Regions from separate parts of the Homo sapiens genome. Here region 1 is linked to region 2. A link is a loop called in an ENCODE intact Hi-C map of the cell type or tissue named here. Cell type or tissue: endothelial cell of umbilical vein. All regions are shown on one strand. Region 1 has its middle 140 kb from the start of LINC02523. Region 2 overlaps HEY2-AS1 (HEY2 antisense RNA 1).

Evidence for each region. Peaks named below come from ENCODE experiments on the same cell type or tissue, not always from the same donor. Only the 100,000 strongest peaks of a DNase experiment are listed, where the experiment ranks them.
Region 1: it touches region 2 in a loop (4-fold over the local background); 1 of 110 quality-filtered maps calls a loop at or near these places.

Annotation. Positions count from the first base shown.
Region 1 is chr6:125,532,340-125,537,339 of GRCh38, reverse strand. No RefSeq gene overlaps it. Among named protein-coding and RNA genes, the nearest start is that of LINC02523, 140 kb to the left of the region's middle. RefSeq lists an enhancer at 3,221-3,829. In endothelial cell of umbilical vein, no CTCF peak of the experiment used is centred here; no DNase peak of the experiment used is centred here; H3K27ac peaks cover 727 bases; H3K27me3 peaks cover 1,645 bases.
Region 2 is chr6:125,609,071-125,614,070 of GRCh38, reverse strand. The region is part of intron 4 of HEY2-AS1 (HEY2 antisense RNA 1); the gene reads left to right. Among named protein-coding and RNA genes, the nearest start is that of LINC02523, 63 kb to the left of the region's middle. In endothelial cell of umbilical vein, no CTCF peak of the experiment used is centred here; a DNase peak (open chromatin) is centred at 2,110; H3K27ac peaks cover 1,060 bases; H3K27me3 peaks cover 188 bases.

The sequences.
Region 1 (5,000 bases), 77 kb after region 2:
TGATGGAGACCATGAACCACTCACAGGCCTCCACTTGGGAGTGTTGAAGTGTTAGTCCCATAATCCAGCCTACAAGTGGCCAGTGAGATGGGGGTATGGGGCACGGTGCAAATTCCAGCCCTTTTGATAAGTCACCCATGGTCTGGGGCTTGGCCTGATCAAAAGGTGCAGAATAGGATTAAGATTCCAGAAAAGTAGAATGAGTGTCTGGGGAGAGGCCCATGGAATACTTTGAGGCTGGCTGTTGTAACTTGTGGTCTTTATTTAACACACAGAGGCAGGATTCTTTTCTATTTTAGCTCAGTTTAGAGGACAGCCAGTATCCATAATGGCCTGATAGATAAATATTGCACATGCCAAAGTGAGGTATTTCCCCATGCAATGCCAAAAGTTGGTTCTTCAATCTCCTCTAGGAGGGTAAACTCTAAATACCATGAATGATTAAAACAAAATGGGCCATTTTATCTGTTCCTCATTTGGACCACCTAATGAAATTGGTTAACTGTCTATGGGGCAGGACGATCCTAATTTATTTTCCTCTGCAGTGTATTTGCTGGCAATGGATGTTTTGAGGATCTCATCACAGGGAAGTTTGAAAATAAGAAAATCATGTCAACAATTCATTATTGAACATTTTCTTGGCATATGTCTGTATAAATGTAATTGGGTAAAACAGATAAACAGGAAAATGAAATATCCTAAGAGGAAGATGTTGCGCTACCTGATTGGTCATCCAGAAATGGAAAAATCTTGATTCATGAGACTCAGTCTGCAGGAGCACAGAGAAAGAACACCGACAAGAGTCCGAGAGGTCATCTTAGAAAAGTCTTGATCTTGCATGGATCAAGAATGGTGGTCTCTGTGAGTAAAATGTCCTTTCCTCTTTCACATGCGGAGGAAGTTTACTGTTTCATAAAACAGCTTCCTCTTGATGAAGCAAATTCTGGAACACTCTTAGCTAAGTTTGTGTGATACTTGTTTGTTGTAGAGCCAGAGGTGGAAAAACATGTTTCTAAGAGATTTATTCACCAATATTGTTGTTTCTCAGAGTTCTTCCAAATCTTCTACGTAGAAATATGTAAAATGAAGAAAGTAACTGGTTCCCCAAACATTGTCACCATAGACTTCTAAGGAATGCCTTTAAGAGGCCACCCAGGTGTAAGAAGCAGTGATTTGAGAGTCCTAATTGGAAATTGTTTAGACTGGGCTATTGACTGCTTTAATAAATTCAAGCTGTTTGCATGCAGTTAGGTGATTTGCATGCAGTTAGGTGATTTGCATTTCTTCCATTGGATATCTGAAAAGTGATATATCTGCTCAGATTTTTGTATTTCCAAGAGTTCCAACACTTCTGGCCTCTGCAAGAAGATAGCACCAGAAGAGCATGGCAATAAAGTGTTACTAAATGCAGAAGTAATGATACTTAATTCTCTGTTTTAAAAAAACATGTTTATTTATGTCTTCCACTGTTCTTTTTCATTTCATAAATTGTTATTATTGAATAATTGAAATGTTCAGAAGTAGCCAGAATGCTATAATGAACCCTCCCGCACCCATCACCCCCACACACTATTAATGCCTCACCTGTGTTCTTTCATATAAACCTCTGCCAACTCACCTCTCTTTATTTTGAAGTAGAACTCAGAAATCATTTCGTTTCATCCTTATATATTGCAGCATGCTCTAGAGTTCATTTGTAACTCAAGAAAAGAGCAATAATGTAATTCCAGCAATAAAAGTCTCTTTAAAAAATACCATCTTTTGAAAAGGAAATCTCTCTCCATTAAAAATAATTCTCCACTATTTTTAATAGAATGTCTTCTCTAAAATGATTTTTATGAATCTAATTTTTTGGGGGATTCCCTGAAAAGGATTTTGTAATCTTAAGTTTGCTCCTAATACAAAGTAGTAGGGTACATTATTTTTTAAAATTGTAAATGGTGACTGATCAATATTTAAATCATGTTCCAAGATCAGTAGCTTTGTGGTATGGGGGTGGCACAGGGCACTCTTAAATCCTTTAATGAAAATCACAACTTTATTTGAAATAAAGGAATTTGATATGTTTCTTTTCCATTATGTGCTTTATAACTTTCTACTGCTTTAACAGAAACCTGGAAATTTACACGTTCCTGGTAACCACATTGTCCATTAAAACTTGAAATAAACAAAATCTCTTTGATGAGTGACCCTTAGTGTCATAACTGGCAGGAAAGGTGTAATGAAAGGAGCTGGCAAAAACCTTGAGAGTTTTATGGAACAAATGCTACCAAAATAGAACAACCGTCTTCTGCTAGGTAACAGTCAACAAAATAAATGTGCTTCAATACATCTCGTATGAAACCACGCCGAAGTTGTCTGTAAATCTTGCTCAGTTTACTTTGTTAGAGTTGCACTAAAAAGAAAGAAAGAAAAAAAAGTCCTGGGTTACAAAGCAAAACGCACGTGTTACTGGTTTAGTCCTTCAATGGGATATCGACCACAGTGTTCCTCCTGTTTATATTTGGAAATCAACACATAAACCAGGCTTTGGCATTTCAATGGTAAATAAGAAGGCATTACATTCTTCCTTCCCCAGGCCAGCTACTTTTTCAGTTCCTTCTCCCTGTGCTCAGGGAAACAACCCAAAATCTGAGCTCCTGTGAGAACCTGTCTGATTTAAACGCTGCCAAGAAAACATAAAGTAGTTTATCTTACACTACAGCGCAGGCTGGACGAATAGTGAGGCTGATCAAAACGGATAACGCAGAAGCACTGAACAGAAGCGCAAGGAAATTCATTTCTAATTAGGTATCCATGTGTCCAGCACCTGGCTTCGTATCTCTGTTAAGCTCCCCTATAAATTAGGTTTAGTTTATTTTTCGGTTCGTTTAAAAGTAATAAGGATATGTTAAAAATTCAGAAACCAAATGGGACCGTCACAGCTTCCTTTGAAGAAGATGGTTATCAGGACTTTCAGACATCTCCCATCTTCACTTCTGGGAACATGCCTTCATTTAGATAGTGCCTGAGGATTAACTGGCAAGACGCTGTCTCCTGTTACTGAGTTTCTTCCTTCCCGAGCGGCCCGGCAAACAGCAGCCCACCAGTATTCCCGGGCTCGGAGCTCGGCCCCAGCCCGCAGCCCCGCCTGCCTCAGCGTCCTCGCGCACCTACTTGCCATTCCCAGGGTCTGGAATTGTGGTTAGAAAGAAAAACAATGGCCCTCAGTGCCACAGTGTAGAATGGCAATGGGAGGAAATGACAGAGACACAGGAAGCAGGGAGAGAGGGTTTCTTACACAAACAAGCTCAGGGAGGAACAGACTAGGAAAACAAAGGTAAAGCCGGGGAAAGCAGCCCCGGGGCCCGCGGGAGAGTGCGGTCAAGGCCGGCGCCTGTGGCACCTCGGTGACCAAGTCTTGGGGGCTCCTGAAGTCTCAAGCAGCAGAGAAGCCAAGAAGGCACCGAAGAACCGACTGTACCCCTGGGTTTGGAGTCTCTGGGAAGGCCTCCCTGCGCCCCTCCACGTGGGAGTCAGGAGCAAGCTGCCTGCCCCTTTCTGCCTCCCCAAACAACACCGCACGGCATATACCCGAGGAGTGCGTGGCTCCTGCCCTGGGATTGGGACTCATCTGGAATTACCTACAGTAGAGTCATTAGAAACTCTTCTAGCCCGCTTCCTGTTTGGGGGTAGCATATTAGGAGCAGGACCACTGTCGGGAGATTCCTGCCATCTCTAATGTTCCTCTGTGGATCCCCCCACGCCCACCCCAGTGGAAGTGATTAAGACTAGCTCTGGAGGTGGCCTGGGGCAGGGGTGGTGGCTGAACTGCCCTCTGATCTCTACTGCCCTCCCCCATTAAGCAACCACCAATAAAAATAACGTATGTTTTGTATGCAGTGTGTGTGTGTGACTACTGCTGTTTTTTAAATGTAGTATTTACAAAAGCATCTTTTTCAAAAGGTGGATGGAGACTTAAAGATGGTACTCTCAGAGTGAAAGGAAGGGAGGATGTGGTTAAGAACAGAGTTACTCCCTTATAGAGGGTTTCACTTTATGGGAAATCTCCCCTGGAGCTTTGAAAAAGTCATGTTTAACACATAGTTTGACGTTTTTTGTGTGGTGAGGTTATGGAGAGAGTAAAAGATGGGGCTGCAGATGGAGACAAGGCTTGCCTCACACTCCTCCATCCTCCCTATGGGCTCTTGAAGAGGAAGCAGAATTTTACAGGGTATCTTGGGTCAACAGCAGCCAGGTATGATGTGGCCCGTGGCTCACAGTGGAGCAGGAAGGAACCCTCAGCTCAAAGAACAGTGGTCAACTGGATGACCTGAAAGCAGATGGGAGACAGAGAGAAGTGATCCTAGGGTCAAGGGAAATAACTGCCATTGGAGTAATAAATTAATTGTGTGATTAGTTGTTTAATGTATGTCCCTCTCATTAAATTAGAAATTCCATGTGGACAAGGATTATATATAGAGTTACATTCAATACATAGTTTTTAAATGGGTAACTAAATACATTGATAGCACTATTGATTTTTTAAAATAGTTTCTTATTTACCTATTCAATATATATTTTTTAAGAAATGCACATAACACATTGATTCTCCTCTCCAGGCTAAGCATTGGACAGGCACTAAGAATAATTAGAGCAAATAAATAAATAAAGCTTCCTCATTAGGATATTCTTCTCTGCTATAGTTCCCCAAACTTATGGAGCTTGCTTGTAGAATTCAGCCCTGCAAAAAGTTATTTTCATACAGTGTACTGAAAACAGCCCTGAATATGCTACTCACATTAACTGGACTTACTGATGACTTCCCTATTTCCCCCAGTTAAAATGGTCTCTTTCCTTTATTCTTACAAAGGAAATTTAGGAGTCTTAGAGACTTTAGCTCATTTATCTCTCAAATTCCCAGAGCACTTACAACAATGCCCAGTTTGGTTGAATTAAAGTAGATTTCTAAAGTTAGAACCCATCTTTAGAAGCTTGAAGAGGAAAGGAGCCTAGAATTG
Region 2 (5,000 bases):
GTTCATATAAGTCTATCTAGGTTTGATACTCAAGTTGAAACCGTGTTAGTTTTCCTCGGAAGTATATTCAAGCAAAATAAATTTTCTGTTAATTCTTCTTCTGGTGTTGATTTAAGAGGAAGCAGAAGTGAGCTTACACTGACAAACTGATTAATAGCAACTGCTTTTCCAACAAAGAAATCTGTTGCTTAATCAGAAATTTAGTAGTGGTAGAGGAAAAATGGTTGTCCAAAAAGACATGACTCTCCAATGACACCTACCCATCTTCCAGATACAGGTTAAATGCAACTTTACCACTTATGTAAGCACTACCTGAATTTCACATGCATTGAGATTTCAAAACAACTCTAAATCTTTTCCTCCAGCACTATCCTCCTCACATTCTTAGACTTTATTTTAGCTCCCTTTTCAATCACCATGAATTGGAAACTCACAACTCTCACAGGTCATGTTCAGGAATAACAGCTATGAGGGACGAAAGTCTCAGGCCTTCATCTTGGTCCAAGTTCAAGTGAACACAGGATCATACGAACAAGAGTGAAGGCCAGAGGTTTACAGAGAAAGCATCCAGAACAAAGTAAGCTGAGCTTCCCTAGCGGTTCCTTTGGGCTGATCACATGTCTATAAGTAAATTTTAAAAAAACAAAGCCAGGTTTCAGGGTATTAAGTAGATAAAATGGGTACAATTTTAACCAAAATTATTATGCATCAGAGCTCATGAGCTATTGCTATTTGACAAAGCAGCTGTGGTTTCAAGTAATGGCCAACTGGCAGCTATATGCACTTTCCATGGTATGAGTTGATTTTCAATAGTGATCTATTAGCCAATCCTTTCTTTGATGGAAAAAATACAAACAGTCAAAAACCACTCTGTGGGGTGTGTGTGTGTAACGTGAACGGCTATATAATTTGTGTATGTTTAGGGGATGAGTTGACAGGGACAAGAAAAGGACTTTATTACAGGCAGTCTCTGTTGTTGTGAGGATGATGTGTTGATTATCCCTATGTTCAAATTTTATGAGTCTCAAATAAATTCATGTTATAACCTTAGGCTCTTAAAAAATGTTTTAATGTAAATTATTTTTAAAAACTGAGCTGATTTAAAAACTGTCATAAAATACAGGATGCCTAGTTAAATATGTGTCAGATAAACAACAACAAATTTTTAGTATAAGTTTATCCTAAACATTGCATGAGATATACTAAAATTGTATCATTGTTTAGTTGAAACTCAGATTTAACTGAGTATCCTAAATTTTTATTTGCTAAATGTGGTAACCAAATAACTAAGTAAATGTACAGAAGTCATTCCTTCAAAAATCATTTAGTACAGCATAGCTAGATTGTGCTATTTAAAAGTAAGGGAGCTGTTTCAACAACACTTGAAATAGCTACGATCTGCTGTTGTGTCAACACCAAAAAGCTCATGTGCCTGATTCTTGTCTCTTGTTTATTTTATTAAACAATACCACTGCAAAACCCTTGCAGTTATATGTATTTGCTTTGAAAAAGGATGCCACATTTTAGCTATTGCCTTGTCCTTGGAGACAAAAGCTCTGAAAAAATTAGGACCACGTTTGAATCCTAGATACATACAAGCCTGCTGTCCAGCAAAATGCAATGTATTGTTTCAAGCTGATTTTTCCCCCTTTTCCTTGAGCGAAAAGTACAGCATCTTAAACTAAAGCACACTTTTGCTCTTGCTTGGTGCCAGCAGCCACAACACACGGCTTTCATCTGGGCTTCAAAGTGTGGCAGAGGGAATCTGGGGGATGGGAGTGGGGAAGAAAGGGAGGGCAAGTTGAATACAAGAAGGGAAACAAACAAACAAAAAAGGAAAATGGGGGTGGGTAAAAGGAGAAATATCCTATCTTTCAAATATCATGTCCCCGTGGCTGGGCTGCGAGATGCAAAGCCTTCAGTTTCACTCCATTGTATATATATATTTTTGTTACTGCCACTTCCCATGCTGGGAAGATTCTTGTCATCTCTCACATATTTTATCCACAGAAAAGGCTGCCCTGCCCTGTGCTTGGTGATTGAGGCTGTGCCCCTGGTGTGCCACTCTATCAGTGGTTCCCAAGGCTGTCTAGCCTGGGAAAAGCTGCATGGACACGTTCCAAAATCAGCATTACATGCATTATTGTTCTTACTCTCCCTGATTAGAGCGCACACAATGAAAACAACAGCAACGGCCTCAATTTCTAACCCTCCTCCCAGCACAAGGCAGTTCTTAGTCTGTTTTTCTTTCTCTAGGTCTTCCTAAAAGTTAACCGCTTCAGTGCTGGTGGGAATCCCAGACCTCACAGCAACTGCCCCGCAAGTTTCTTTGTGATTCTGGGAGCACCAGGGCAGTAGGGAAGCATGCAGTCTTGCCCTTCTTTGGGAAATCTGGGCAGAACTAACTAATAGGGCAAAAAGTCAAAAGCTGCCTGTGGTGCAGCTTAGCGAACTACGGGCATGCATTCCAGGACAGTTCTTCCCAACGCTGAGGTTGGTTAGGCTCTCTCAGTTTCTCCTACATAAAGTGGCGACAGATGTAAAGAGGTGAGGGTCCAGTTGTTTTAACTATTAAAGCTGCAAAAGTCTGTCTGCATTAACCCTCAGTGGGTTTAGTTGTTCAGTCTCAATTATCCATATGAAACTCTTCCTAACCTTCTTTGGAACTTTTGGATAGTATCTTTTGTAAACTTTTGCAGGTATGTGGGAAAATTGGGTGGGGAATGGCAAGTTTTACTTTAAAAGCTACAGGGAAAACCCAAGTCCTGTTTCAATAAACATTACAATGAAAAAACATGTTACCCCAAAAAAAGAAAGAAAAAGGAGACTTCCAACATGCAATTTATGGTTTCTTTATTTAAAAAAAAAGGAGGACACATGACATTCCAGTGTAATTGAAGAATCTGGATGTTCCTTTGGTCTATATTATAAAGTAATTGAGCTGACTGTTATTTTTATTTATTTATTTTTTATTATACTTTAAGTTCTAGGGTACATGTGCACAACGTGCAGGTTTGTTACATATGTATACACGTGCCATGTTGGTGTGCTGCACCCATTAACTCGTCATTTACATTAGGTATATCTCCTAATGCTATCCCTCCCCAATACCCCCACCCCACGACAGGCCCCAGTGTGTGATGTTCCCCTTCCTCTGTCCAAGTGTTCTCATTGCTCAGTTCCCACCTATGAGTGAGAACATGCGGTGTTTGTTTTTTGTCCCTGTGACAGTTTGCTGAGAATGATGGTTTCCAGCTTCATCCATGTCCCTACAAAGGACATGAACTCATCTTTTTTTATGGTTGCATAGTATTCCATGGTGTATATGTGCCACATTTTCTTAATCCAGTCTATCATTGTTGGACATTTGGGTTGGTTCCAAGTCTTTGCTATTGTGAATAGTGTTGCAATAAACATACGTGTGCATGTGTCTTTATAGCAGCATGATTTATAATCCTTTGGGTATATACCCAGTAATGGGATGGCTGGGTCAAATGGTATTTCTAGTTTGAGATCCTTGAGGAATCGCCACACTGTCTTCCACAATGGTTGAAGCAGTTTACAGTCCCACCAACAGTGTAAAAGTGTTCCTATTTCTCCACATCCTCTCCAGCACCTGTTGTTTCCTGACTTTTTAATGTTTGCCATTCTAACTGGTGTGAGATGGTATCTCATTGTGGTTTTGATTTGCATTTCTCTGATGGCCAGTGATGATGAGCATTTTTTCATGTGTCTTTTGGCTGCATAAATGTCTTCTTTTGAGAAGTGTCTGTTCATATCCTTCACCCACTTGTTGATGGGGTTGTTTGTTTTTTTCTTGTAAATTTGTTTGAGTTCTTTGTAGATTCTGGATATTAGCCCTTTGTCAGATGAGTAGATTGCAAAAATTTTCTCCCATTCTGTAGGTTGCCTGTTCACTCTGATGGTAGTTTCTTTTGCTGTGCAGAAATTCTTTAGTTTAATTAGATCCCATTTGTTAATTTTGGCTTTCGTTGCCATTGCCTTTGGTGTTTTAGACATGAAGTCCTTGCCCATGCCTATGTCCTGAATGGTATTGCCTAGGTTTTCTTCTAGGGTTTTTATGGTTTTAGGTCTAACATTTAAGTCTTTAATCCATCTTGAATTAATTTTTGTATAAAGTGTAAGGAAGGGATCCAGTTTCAGCTTTCTCCATATGGCTAGCCAGTTTTCCCAGCACCATTTATTAAATAGGGAATCCTTTCCCCATTGCTTGTTCTTGTCATATTTGTCAAAGATCAGATGGTTGTAGATATGTGGTATTATTTCTCAGGGCTGTGTTCTGCTCCATTGGTCTATATCTCTGTTTTGGTACCAATACCATGCTGTTTTGGTTACTGCAGCCTTGTAGTATAGTTTGAAGTCAGGTAGCATGATGCCTCCAGCTTTGTTCTTTTGGCTTAGGATTGTCCTGGCAATGCGGGCTCTTTTTTGGTTCCATATGAACTTTAAAGTAGCTTCTTCCAATTCTGTGAAGAAGGTCATTGGTAGCTTGATGGGGATGGCATTGAATCTATAAATTACATTGGGCAGTATGGCCATTTTCACGATATTGATTCTTCCTATCCATGAGCATGGAATGTTTTTCCATTTGTTTGTGTCCTCTTTTATTTAGTTGAGCAGTGGTTTGTAGTTCTTGAAGAGGTCCTTCACATCCTTTGTCAGTTGGATTCTTAGGTATTTTATTCTCTTTGAAGCAATTGTGAATGGGAGTTCACTCATGATTTGTCTGTTCTTGGTGTATAAGAATGCTTGTGATTTTTGCACATTGACTTTGTATCCTGAGACTTTGCTGAAGTTGCTTATCAGTTTAAGGAGATTTTGGGCTGAGATGATGGGGTATGAAATGGTAAGTTTCTTAAAGGAGGACTTGTGCTGTTTATATTGTTTCGTGCAGCAAAGTCTCAGGATACAAAATCAATGTGCAAAAATCACAAACATTCTTATACACCAAGAACAGACAAATCATGAGTGAACTCCCA